4 separate regions of the Homo sapiens genome follow, and regions 2, 3 and 4 are each linked to region 1. The links are chromatin contacts, found by Hi-C or POLR2A ChIA-PET in ENCODE. All regions are on one chromosome and are shown on one strand. Each heading gives the region's core, a stretch centred on a gene start or an enhancer-like site at or near the end of the contact. The rest is flanking DNA. Distances are from core to core; before and after follow the strand shown. Region 1 has its middle 110 kb from the start of LINC01814. Region 2 has its middle 18 kb from the start of LINC00299. Region 3 overlaps LINC00299 (long intergenic non-protein coding RNA 299). Region 4 overlaps LOC105373411 (a long non-coding RNA gene).

The links. A loop is a pair of places that touch in the nucleus more often than their neighbours do. ChIA-PET counts read pairs that join two places held with the same protein, here RNA polymerase II (POLR2A). Pooled maps may share reads with other maps.
Region 2: a map of natural killer cell shows a loop between it and region 1 (1.8-fold over the local background). The contact joins two enhancer-like sites. A Hi-C loop is called at or near these places in 1 of 168 maps with a recorded cell type or tissue (natural killer cell) and 7 of 50 pooled maps. POLR2A ChIA-PET finds 5 or more read pairs at or near these places in 1 of 52 experiments (CD4-positive, alpha-beta T cell).
Region 3: a loop to region 1 is called in a map with no recorded cell type, with 4 times the contacts of the local background. The contact joins two enhancer-like sites. A Hi-C loop is called at or near these places in 1 of 37 single-sample maps with no recorded cell type and 2 of 50 pooled maps. POLR2A ChIA-PET finds 5 or more read pairs at or near these places in 2 of 52 experiments (GM12878 and OCI-LY7).
Region 4: a loop to region 1 is called in a map of GM12878, with 2.5 times the contacts of the local background. The contact joins two enhancer-like sites. A Hi-C loop is called at or near these places in 1 of 168 maps with a recorded cell type or tissue (GM12878), 19 of 37 single-sample maps with no recorded cell type and 12 of 50 pooled maps.

The regions. Positions count from the first base shown.
Region 1 is chr2:8,476,230-8,478,929 of GRCh38, reverse strand. No RefSeq gene overlaps it. Among named protein-coding and RNA genes, the nearest start is that of LINC01814, 110 kb to the left of the region's middle. Within about 2 kb of position 1,254, at least 12 of the 41 ENCODE cell types and tissues checked have a DNase peak (open chromatin) inside an H3K27ac peak, as active enhancers do; they include GM12878, OCI-LY7 and natural killer cell, where a contact is called at or near this core.
Region 2 is chr2:8,344,980-8,347,679 of GRCh38, reverse strand. No RefSeq gene overlaps it. Among named protein-coding and RNA genes, the nearest start is that of LINC00299, 18 kb to the right of the region's middle. Within about 2 kb of position 1,264, at least 2 of the 41 ENCODE cell types and tissues checked have a DNase peak (open chromatin) inside an H3K27ac peak, as active enhancers do; they include natural killer cell, where a contact is called at or near this core.
Region 3 is chr2:8,277,500-8,280,199 of GRCh38, reverse strand. The region is part of intron 7 of LINC00299 (long intergenic non-protein coding RNA 299); the gene reads left to right. Among named protein-coding and RNA genes, the nearest start is that of LINC00299, 50 kb to the left of the region's middle. RefSeq lists a silencer at 2,184-2,233 and an enhancer at 1,968-2,469. Within about 2 kb of position 1,264, at least 3 of the 41 ENCODE cell types and tissues checked have a DNase peak (open chromatin) inside an H3K27ac peak, as active enhancers do; they include GM12878 and OCI-LY7, where a contact is called at or near this core.
Region 4 is chr2:8,604,477-8,607,176 of GRCh38, reverse strand. All of the region lies in intron 2 of LOC105373411 (a long non-coding RNA gene), which reads left to right. Among named protein-coding and RNA genes, the nearest start is that of LINC01814, 22 kb to the right of the region's middle. Within about 2 kb of position 1,381, at least 4 of the 41 ENCODE cell types and tissues checked have a DNase peak (open chromatin) inside an H3K27ac peak, as active enhancers do; they include GM12878, where a contact is called at or near this core.

The DNA of each region.
Region 1 (2,700 bases), core at 5-2,504:
ATATGAACACGCTGCTAGAAACGGGCCTTTTTCAAACATAGGTATTGGCTGGGGGTGGAGGTGGGGGCAGAACAGAAAACCCTGGAACACTGTACTTGGTAATACAGAGCATGGACTTACATTCTCACACCTTGGGTAGGGCTGCATCAGCAGCTGACCCAGATACCTTGGAATTCCTTAGCTTCTTTCTGTCTCTGTTTCCTCATCTGTAAAAAGAGATAGCGACACCTGTCTTGCAAGATGCTGGGAAGATTAAATGAATAGGCGTACACCAAGTGCTAAGTACCCGACATGCCCATAAGCACTGAAGAAGCAGTAGCCACAGTTACTTTAAACCAGAGATTCTGTCAGTCATATGGACAACTCATACTTTAGTAGCAGCAGGATGGTTTGGCCAGGGCTTTCGTGCTGGTCCTGAAGTTGGCTGTGTCCCAGTGGTAGGACTCTTGTGGTATAGATTTTCTCATTTTGGGAGCACTCTTGACAAGGGGTCACGAAGCAATTTGTGGTGTTTGTCTTTTTGGCTGTAGCTGTGGAAAGTCATGTGCCAACCCTGGGGCTTAGGGTTTAGTCAGCAAGGGCACGTGTGGAATGAGGGGGGCCCTACTCTGGGAGCCCATAGTACCCCCCAAGCCTGAGGGCTCAGCTTCCCGTGGGAGCCTGGGCTGACTTAGGGCAGCCAGGCCCCTTCAGAGCAGGGTGAAGACCTGGACCCCGCTGCCTGCTGTCTGTGCCCCCTCGGCCATCCTCGTATGCTCCGCCCCTCTACCCTGTCCTTTGGACGCCCCCTGACTTTTTCCCCTAAATTGACTGAATTGAAATTTACTTGTTTGAAACAATAGAAACCACGTGTTTCCTGATCATACCTAGCTTTGAAAACAGAAAGTGGGCAAAACAAGCCAGGCGCATAGTGGCATTGAGAAAGGCAAAGGCTAACTTCATTAAAAAGCTTCTTTGTGGTATCAGGCAGGAAGTGAAACAGCTTTAAATGGCAAACATTTCTCAATCATTTAATGCACCAGTAAGCTTGGCATTCTTTCTCCTTTGTCCCCTTAAAGAAAAAGAGAGCCCAGATATAACTCAGATGAGGAGGGGGAGGGCCCGATCCTGTGTGTTGGAGGAGTTCCCTGGAGCATTGGTCCTCACCCCCATGAAGCTTCACGGGAGGACCAATGTCAGACGTGGGTGCAGAGGACAGTGCAGTTTCTCTTGTGTGGCTGAGCCTGGGCCACCCCGGATGGATCGCTGACTTCTTGTTGGTGCCACTCACCAGCTAGTTCTCTCAAATCTGTTACCATCAGAAGCCCGGTAAATGGCAAACTTTCCTTGTTAACATGTAGGTCCATTTCCTGGGGATAGTGAAACCCCAGTCCCCACAGGTAGCATTGACCTCTGTTGCCAAATGCCATTATCCTGGTGTCCACTGCATGTTAGGCTCTTTCCACAGAAACCAAAAACACAGACAAGTGTGATAGGCTGAATCCTTTCTTGAAGAAAAAAATTGCACGTACATATTGAATAGCAAACCAATCAAAATGAAAAGGAAAACCAGAAGATGGATGCCACTGATACACGCTTGCTTAGTTGCACTTTTTAAGATTCATTTATAGATGTCAAATAGGATATGAACACATGGAGGTGTGCAGTAAATACTCCTTAATTGATGAAAAGGCAGACATATATGTGAAGATTTTTAGGGAAATACTTTTTTGGGGAAATAGCAGCCAGTTTAAGTTGGTAACATAAATGGTGCCAGATGAAATCATATTGACTGAGACCAAAGTCCAGCCAATATGAAATCGCTCTCAAATGTAATGACTTTAGCATAAAAATTCTGAGTGGTTTCCCACATCTCGTTAACCTTTGTACTGCTCTGCAGCCGTAGGGGCCAGGCATTCTCATAGGGCACTAAGGAAGTGAGAGGTGTGCCTTAAGGTGTGGCTGTAACTCACATTTCTTTTTTTTTTTTTTTTTTTTTTTTGAGACGGAGTCTCGCTCTGTTGCCCAGGCCGGACTGCGGACTGCAGTGGCGCAATCTCGGCTCACTGCAAGCTCCGCTTCCCGGGTTCACGCCATTCTCCTGCCTCAGCCTCCCGAGTAGCTGGGACTACAGGCGCCCGCCACCGCGCCCGGCTAATTTTTTGTATTTTTAGTAGAGACGGGGTTTCACCTTGTTAGCCAGGATGGTCTCGATCTCCTGACCTCATGATCCACCCGCCTCGGCCTCCCAAAGTGCTGGGATTACAGGCTGTAACTCACATTTCTGGACTTCCATTATCATCCTGTCTAATCCTATCATCACCCTGCTGCATCTGGCAAAATCCCCCTGTTCTTGAGCCTCCAAGTGGGTGAATTGGCTCCCATATCACCTCATTCCTGCTGTTGGCACAGGGCTAGTCCACGGTGTCGCAACTGTTTGTTTAGTGTCTGTCTTTCCCATACAAGCTCCTCCAGGGCACAGATCCAGAATTATACACCCCAACATCCCAGTAACTCCCACAGTGTCTGGTAGGTAATAGTTTAATAAAAGCTGGTTGAATGAAAGAGCAGGTACATTCTTTGGTGTTCAGAGTTATTAATTCCGTTTGTTGTTGGTGTTTTCTTGTGGTAGATTTCGAGTCTTGCTTCTCATAGTTATTTTTTTTTCCTAAGATATGTAATGAAGGCAGACTTCTCACCTTGCAAAAGGTTAGTCCCATT
Region 2 (2,700 bases), core at 15-2,514, 130 kb after region 1:
GCAGTTAGACTCACAGAGTGAAAGCGAACTGTGCATGGACACCTGAGAGATTCTTCTTGCAAATACAGAGTTATTTATCATCTACTAGTCAGCAGAGAGGGAAAACATAACAGATCACCCATAGAAATTTGGAGTAGAAAGCAGGTGCACCGAGTCCTCATCTCTGTTTTTTTCACTGTCTCAATGATTCACCCTGTCACTGGTCACTGTAGTCTATCCAGCTTCGTGCCTCAATTTCCTAATCTGCACGCGTCATATGATTGTTGGAGGGTTAAGTGAAGTAACACATGTAATGTTCTTAAAACAGAGCGTGGCATGCAGTAAGCACATCATGATTGTTAGGTATTATGGTTGTTATAATGCCATGAACAGTCCAGACTGAAATTGGATCCTAGTCCTCAAAGAGAATGCTCAGCTGAACAGATATCATGAAAAAGCAGGCCTTCCACAGCCACCACATGCCCCTGGGAGATAGGGTGCAGTGCGTAGGAATGTGGATAGCCAATTAGGAAGGACTTACAAAGTGGATATCATGCTTCTTGGAGCCTGAAGGCCATAAAATTTGCTTGAAGAAAAACCCATTAGGAGTGGCCAGGATAGTTGGAATCAGATGCCTTCCAACAATATATGGTGAGATGAGGTCCTGGCAGAAATTGCATGTATTTTGATCATTTTACAACTAAACCTCCCAGATTGTATGACTTGAACCTCATATGTCAATCTTATTACTAGACACACTGTCAGCTTAGTGTCACAATGCTCATGATGATGTGTTTTGACAGCAACATCTGTCACCCCTCCCATGGCCTCTGTTTATTTGGCTGGTGTAGCTGACGTTGTGGGGATCCCCTTTCCTTCAACTCTTTCTTGTCCATTTCTCCCAAACTCCATGGACTCTCTGAGGAATTGCTGCTTCAGATGGAGGAGGAAGGACCTCTGGCGCCAGCTGGTTTTGCAGCTATGACCTCTAATCACATGCTTAAAATCCATGTGTCAAAGAACATGGGGTTGCTTTACAAACATCAAAAAATATTTGAGTATCCGTCACACACAAGGCCCTTGGGAAGAGTAAATGTGCAGGATTTGTAACGAGACTCAGTTACAGTTGCAGTAAAGGTGAGAGTTGCAATAAAACCCAAAGCCAAAGCTCGTTTCTCTGAGAAGGTGCAGCAACCTCTCCTAACCACACTTTTACCAGCATTGTTAACAAGTCCATCTACGGGTATGTTCTGGTTTCATTTGTAGTAAGATGATGCATGAAGCTTTTCTCGTGCAACTAAGACCCATAATTGAAAACAAAATGTGTTAAGTGTTCTCATATTCTAAAGAGAGTGTTAGAAATTAATATTGGACACCTTCCATAGGCCCTATAAACAGCAGCCACCATCCTGCCACTGCCATCCCCAGGAAGTCGGGTGGCTGGCGTTCTTGGGTACATGGAGTCTGGCGGTGGGGGAGTCCCACAGTAGAGGTGGTGTCTTTCCTTGAAGTCAAGGGCAGGTCTCCAGGGGAATTATTAGGGCCCATGGAAGTGTCTGCAGCATGAGGAGCCTGGCAGCTTTCTCCCTCTGGACACTTGCTGAGCTCCAGAAGTCCCGGGGCCCGTCTTGGTGCTGCTGTCAAAGTGGAATCTGGGGGAGTCTTTAGGAGAGCTTCACACAGGTTCCCTGCAGTTGGAGGATGTGCTCGGCCATAGAGGCTGTTGTCTATTTTGGGTCCAGAGATTTCTGAAGGCAGGAGGCAAGCTGAGACCACAGTATTATATGCCTGGGAGAAAGATGCAGGTCACCCTCACCCCATTCCAGGTTTCTGAGTCCATTAGAAGGTGTAGAAGAGGTCTCAGGTTCTTGTGGCTCCATGTGGGAGAGGATGGAGGTTACTGGAGGCATGGGATCCTTGAGACTGTGGTTACAGGGTGCCCAGAGGAGGCATGGCTTTCCTTGCTTAGGAGGCCAAGGTGTAGCTGAACACCATATGCAGGAGACCACACAAACCAGCCACTGGGAGGGCACCTCTTTAGCCGAGGCACAGGCACCAGATGATTCCCTTGGAGATGATTCCCCTGATGGCCCCTCTCCCAGGGCCAGACCCATCTCCTCATCACCCTTCAGACCCAGGTAGCAGCTTCCTGCTGCTAGTTTCTGGGTCTTTAAGTCACCCTGTTGGTTCCCTTAACCTGTTCGCCCCTCTGGAAACAGTCTCTTCAATAAGCTCTTCCATAGCCCTTGGATGCGCCATCTTGGTCTGCCAGGACCCTGACAGATGTACTAGCCTCCTCACTCAGCCTTCCTCCCCCTGACCCAGCCTTCCAGACCTGGCCACGGGCCAGCGGCATTAGCACTACCTGAGTTTGTTGGCAATGCAAAGCCTCTGGCCTACCCTGCTCCGAGGGAGTCAGAATCTGTATTTTCAGAAGACCCCTGTGACCTGTGTGAAAATTTGAAAAGTGCCTGTGGGAAATGGGGAGGAGGGGTATGAAGGTGAAATCACCCCCCACCCTACATTCCATGGCCTGTTTCGATACTAGCCAGGCAGGCTCCCCAGACACCTGCTACCCACGTTCTTCTTTCCTGTCTCCCATGGGCAGAGGCGCTGCACATCTGATGTGGACTTACGCTGCCTGGGTTTGAATCTTACCTGTCTTGCTTGCTAGCTGTGCAGTTCTGGGAGAGTTCTTTAACCCTGTCTGTTTCCTTGTTT
Region 3 (2,700 bases), core at 15-2,514, 200 kb after region 1:
GCTCAGGTGATCCACCTGCCTCGGCCTCCCAAAGTGCTGGGATTACAGGTGTGAGCCACAGTGCCTAGCCTTTTTTATCTTTTTTAACAGAAATGGGAATCAATGAATTTATGTTGGCATGTTTGGTAATTTTTTTGCACCTCTCTTCTTTATTTGCAAAATGGAGAGACTATAGTTGTCCTCAGTCTTGGCTGCACATTGAAATCCCAAGGGGACCATTTACAGCTTCTAATGCCTAAGCACCAGAGTCCAAATACATGAGGATCTCGGGTGGAACCTGGGGGCGTTATATTTTACAGCGCCTCCAGGTGATTCTCAGGCATGCAAGGCTGAGCCGGTGGTCTCTTCGGCGACGCTGTGGGGTTAGGTGATGTAGCATCTGTAAAGCACTTCACAGACTATCAGACATGCAATTAGAATGCAGCAAATGGCCCACGCCTTGCTTTGGGAAGAGGGTCCGCAGAGTAGGAGAGGAAGAGTAGGAAGAAAAGCGCCCCAGGTGGGTGGCAGGCTGAGCAATGCCCCACGCAGGAGTTCCAGGTGGATCTTATGGATCTGTGTGACTGCAGCACAATTTGGCAGGTGGGGGTGGGGGAAGAAATGTGGGAAAGGTGGGCAGAACCAGTCATGGAGGCTTTGAACTTGGGCTTCATCTTGTAGGGTGATCAGGAGCCATGGGACAGGATGCACATACTTGAAGGAAAGCATTTTCTAGGGGAAGCCAGGGTGGGGAAACCTCCTTACATCCGTGCAGGAGTCCCATGTCTCATGGGCTGATGTGGGTCACGTGGGGTTTGTGGAACATAAAATCCCCAGGGTCGGAATCTTGTCTTGCTCTATGTTGTATCCTTAGCACTAGAACCACGCCTGGTACATAGTAGGCACTTGGTAGAGGGTATCGATTGGGAGAATACACGAAGGACAAAAAATCCAAACGAAGGAGAAGCTTGGCAGAGGCAGCAGGGGACTGCAGGACCAGCCCTGTCAAAGCAGAATCCCACTGAACTGCTGGTGCCCCTGGACAAGCCATATCCCTTCTTGGCCTCTGTTTCTGTCGCTTAAATGGAGGGCAGGGTCCTTCTAGCTCTAATGTCCACCAATAATTAAATGCTTCTGATCCTGAACGAGTTCATGACCTTCTTACTGATGCGCCAAGTCCTAGGTGGAAACTCCATCAGAAGCCTTTGTGTTTCCCTGAGTTCTGGAAGCCTGGCCCCAGGAGGCAGAGTTGGGGCAACTCATCCTGGCTGCTGGGAAACCCAGGCTTGGATGGAAGGCAGCTTGCTGCTGAGGCTGGTGACCTTATTAGCAGTGGTTGGACCAGATCCTCTAAAGTCATTTTCACGGTTGTAGGTCCAAGTGCTGTGATGGTGGGAGGGAGGTCTTCCCAGGCAAGGAAGGGGCACTGGCCGGGGTGGGGAAGTCGGGCTCCTAGTCCCAGCTGCTGTGCCTCCCCTCTGGGCAAGCCATCTTACCTGTTTGCATGTTAGTTTCTTTAGTTGTAAAACAAGGAATTTATATTAAGTTAACTCTAACAGACCATTTTCGGTTTTCAACTCCTATGATTTTGTAGCATGCTCTCGGGTTTCTTTTATCTTTATCTCCGTGTATCTTTGTTTCTAAAAGATCCAGGCCTCGATGACACCTTTTCCTCCCTAGTACTTTCAGCCCACGAGAGAATCTAAAAGCTGACTCTGCACCTCCGGGTGCTGCCGAGCCTTTTGCACAGAAAGAAGAGAAAGCTGGATAGTTTTTTTTTTTCTTTTGCTTCTTCGTTAACAGATATTTTTAGCTTTTCTAAAAGCTTCTCATTCTGAGCCTTAAAAAGAAATAAGAACCTGTTCCAAAAATGCAAATTCTCTGGCAAGAAGCAAGAGGGGTGTTTTCAATCTTCCCTGAACGATTGTTTTCTCTCCCACAGACCCTCGTGGTGCAGCAGAGGGCAGCTGGGGTGCGGGAGGAGGTGGGAGGGTGAGGCTGTGGCCAGCAGGAGCCAGGCCTCAGGGTGCCAGCCTGGACCAGGAGCATGTGCTGGGGGCTTGCTTTCCGCAATCAGGCACTTTTTCAAGTTGGTCCTGAACGGTTCTGGACTGGATGGCAGGCTGCTGTGTGTGATTGAGAATGTTGCCTGTCTGAGCCCTGAGATGAGCTGAGGGTTCCTCCTCCCCAGCCAGCACCAGCCTCACACAGCCCTTGTAAATCTGAAAGTGCTGTTGGTAGCAACCAGGGATGGGCAGAGGCAGCCCTGTCCTGAGGGTGACATGAAAGTGAGAGCAAGCTGAAGCTCCAGTTGGCTTAGTCTTCAAAAGTGTCACTTTCAGATTATATCCCTCAGCTTTAAAATATCCTTCTTTGAAGTCCATCCTGCTCTGCCCACTATTTGTCCCCGGTGGTCACTTCCTCCTCTGTGCTCCCGTGGCCTGGGATTCACACCAGGAAAGAACGCCACGAAGAAGGAATGGTGAGTGGTATGTGTGTCTGCTTCCCATGGGGATGGGAAATGGAGAGAGAACTGCCCAGTGGGATTGTTACTTCGCCCGGCACCTTGCAGGAATCTTGCAATCACTTCTCATTTACATTTTTTATTCCCTAGCATCTAGCTCATAGTAGATGCTCACTAATGCACTAATGCTGGATTGCCATACCTAAGATTTTTCCTGTGTATCTTTCAAAACTAATCCAAAGGTTGCTTATATTCTG
Region 4 (2,700 bases), core at 132-2,631, 130 kb before region 1:
CTTTACGGGGATTCCCTTAAAGCGTTTCTCATCTTAATCCTGGGGAGGAAGTGGTACTCAGTATTTTGTTTGTGGGCAACAGAGAATTTAACTTTCTGGGCCTAAGTGACAGACTCAGAGACGAAGATGAAGGTTGGAATTTGGTGTCTTTTAATCTCTACCCCCTGGTTTCATCTGTTCTCAGTGTCCCTGAAGCAATGGCCTAGACAGGGTTGATGTATTCATGAATCTGAGGGACTTTCACGTGAACTTGAGGCAGGCTTGGTCTGCATGCTGCTTTGTAGCATAAAGCTTGGACCTGTGTGCAAAGTGACAGTGCAACGAGTTTCAGCCCATCCCAAGAGAGAACACAGGCCTTTAGAGCTGCCTGTGGGGCGCTGACTGGTGTCATGCCCGGGTGGTCCAAGGTCTGCAGGACCCTCTACCAAGGGCACTTCTTGGACAGGGCTCCTGACTGTCTCTCCCACCTCTGATCTTCCCCCTGTCATCTTGGTGTTAAGATGACTGGAGCAAGGGCTTCGCTCCTGGGACTCATTCTGGGTTAAACTGAAGGGAGAGTGAGTTAGAACCCAGCGCCTTAGGGAGAAGCAGATGTCGTCTACCTGCACAGACTCTGTTTCCCCTCATCTGAAGAAGCCTCAGTCCTCCACATGTTATCACCTTCTCTAGGGCCCAGGCCCAGTGGAAGCTTTTACGGGGAGGTTTCAGAGCACAGTTTCAACCAAGAGCAAACATGTAGTAGCTTCAGGGTTTCAGAAAGCTGATTTTCTGCCCACAGCACAGTTTCGGGCCTCCTGAGAATGCTTTTCTTGGACACAGTGATCTTTGGTACAAAGAAGGGCAGAGAGGAAATGGCGTGTGGATGAAGAACTGTGCCTGTTTTAGTGACTGGCGGGACATATAGGCGACTGTAGCTGCCACACTTTGTGCCTATGAATTACTCAAGCCGGGACTTTAGGTTTATGATAAATAATAATAATAATTCAGGTTTGACCGTTCCTATTTGGGTGTAAATAGAAATCTCTGATTAGGTAGTAGAGTATTTGAACCTATAGTTTGATTTGAATTCTTCAAGCAATGTGATTTTTCTCCCTAAATCAACACACTATCTGAAATCCCCCTATGAACATTGCCTTTTGTTATGAAATGCAAGGAGAAAGCACTCAGCTTGTTCTCTAAGTTCATCTTAATGTTTTTCTTGTGACTGTCTGTAGGAAATTCAAAAGTTCTAGGAGATAGAGTCCCTGTAAATCACTGTTTGGGTTTAAAATGACCTGTAAATAATGACTCATCACAATGTACTCGTAAGTATAGTTAGCATCACTTAACGACGGGGATCCGTTCTCAGAAATGCATCATTAGGTGATGCCATGGTGAGGCCGTCCCAGAGCAGTCACACACACCTTTGGCAGAGCCCGCTACACACCTGGGCTATGTGGTGTAGCCTATTGCTCCTTGTCTTCAAACCCGAACAGCATGTCACTTTGCTGAATACTTTAGGCAATTGTCACACAATGGTATGAATAAGTGTTTATATAAATATAGAAAAGGTCCAGTAAGAATATGGCATAAAAGATGAAAACCTAGTACACCCATCTAGGATGCTTACCGTGAATGGAGCTTGCAGGACTGGAAGTTGCTTTGGGTGAGTGAGTGAGTGAGTGGTGAGTGAGTGTGAAGGCTTAGATATTAGTGTACATTCCTGTAGACTTTGTAAACACTGTACACTTCAGCTATGTTAAATTTATAAAAAAAAATTTCTTGCTTCAATAATAAATTAACCTTAGCTTATTGTAACATTTTTACTTAATAAACTTTCTATTTTTTCAACTTTTTGACTTTTTTGTAATAACAGCTTAAAACACAGACACAATGTACAGCTCTACAAAAATATTTTATATCCTTATTCTATACGTTTTTTTTCTATTTAAAAATTTTTAAAAATTTGACTTTTTTGTTAAAAGCTAAAACACACACACATTATCCTAGGCCCACCCAGGGTCAGGATCATTAATATCACTGTCTTGCATCTCCACATCTTGTCCCACTGGAAGGTCTTCAGGGGCAGAAACACACATGGAGCTGTCATCTGGTATGATAGCAATGCCTTCCTCTGAAATATCTCCTGATGGACCTGCCTGGGGCTGTTTTATAGTTAACTTTTGCTTTTTAATAAGTAGAAGGAGGCAGGGTGCGGTGGCTCAGGCCTGTAATCCCAGCACTTTGGGAGGCCGAGGCGGGTGGATCACCTGAGGTCAGGAGTTTGAGACCAACTTGGCCAACCTGGTGAAACCCTTTCTCTAGTAAAAACACAAAAATTAGCTGGGCGTGGTGGCGGGTGCCTAAAATCCCAGCTGCTTGGGAGGCTGAGGCAGGAGAATCGCTTGAACCTGGGAGGCAGAGGTTGCAGGGAGCCGAGATTGCACCACTGCCCTCCAGTCTGGGTGACAGAGCGAGGCTCCGTCTCAAAAAAAAAAAAAAAAAGGTGGAAGCAGTATACTCTAAAATAACGATAAAACATATAGTAAGTACATAAATTAGTACAACATACTATATTATGATAATAGTCATTTATTATCATTATCAAGTATTATGTACTATTCACAATTCTATGTGCTAGATTTTTATACAACTGGTAGCGCAGTAGGTTTGTTTACATTAAACACGTGAGTAATGTGTTGGGTTAATGCCATGATGACA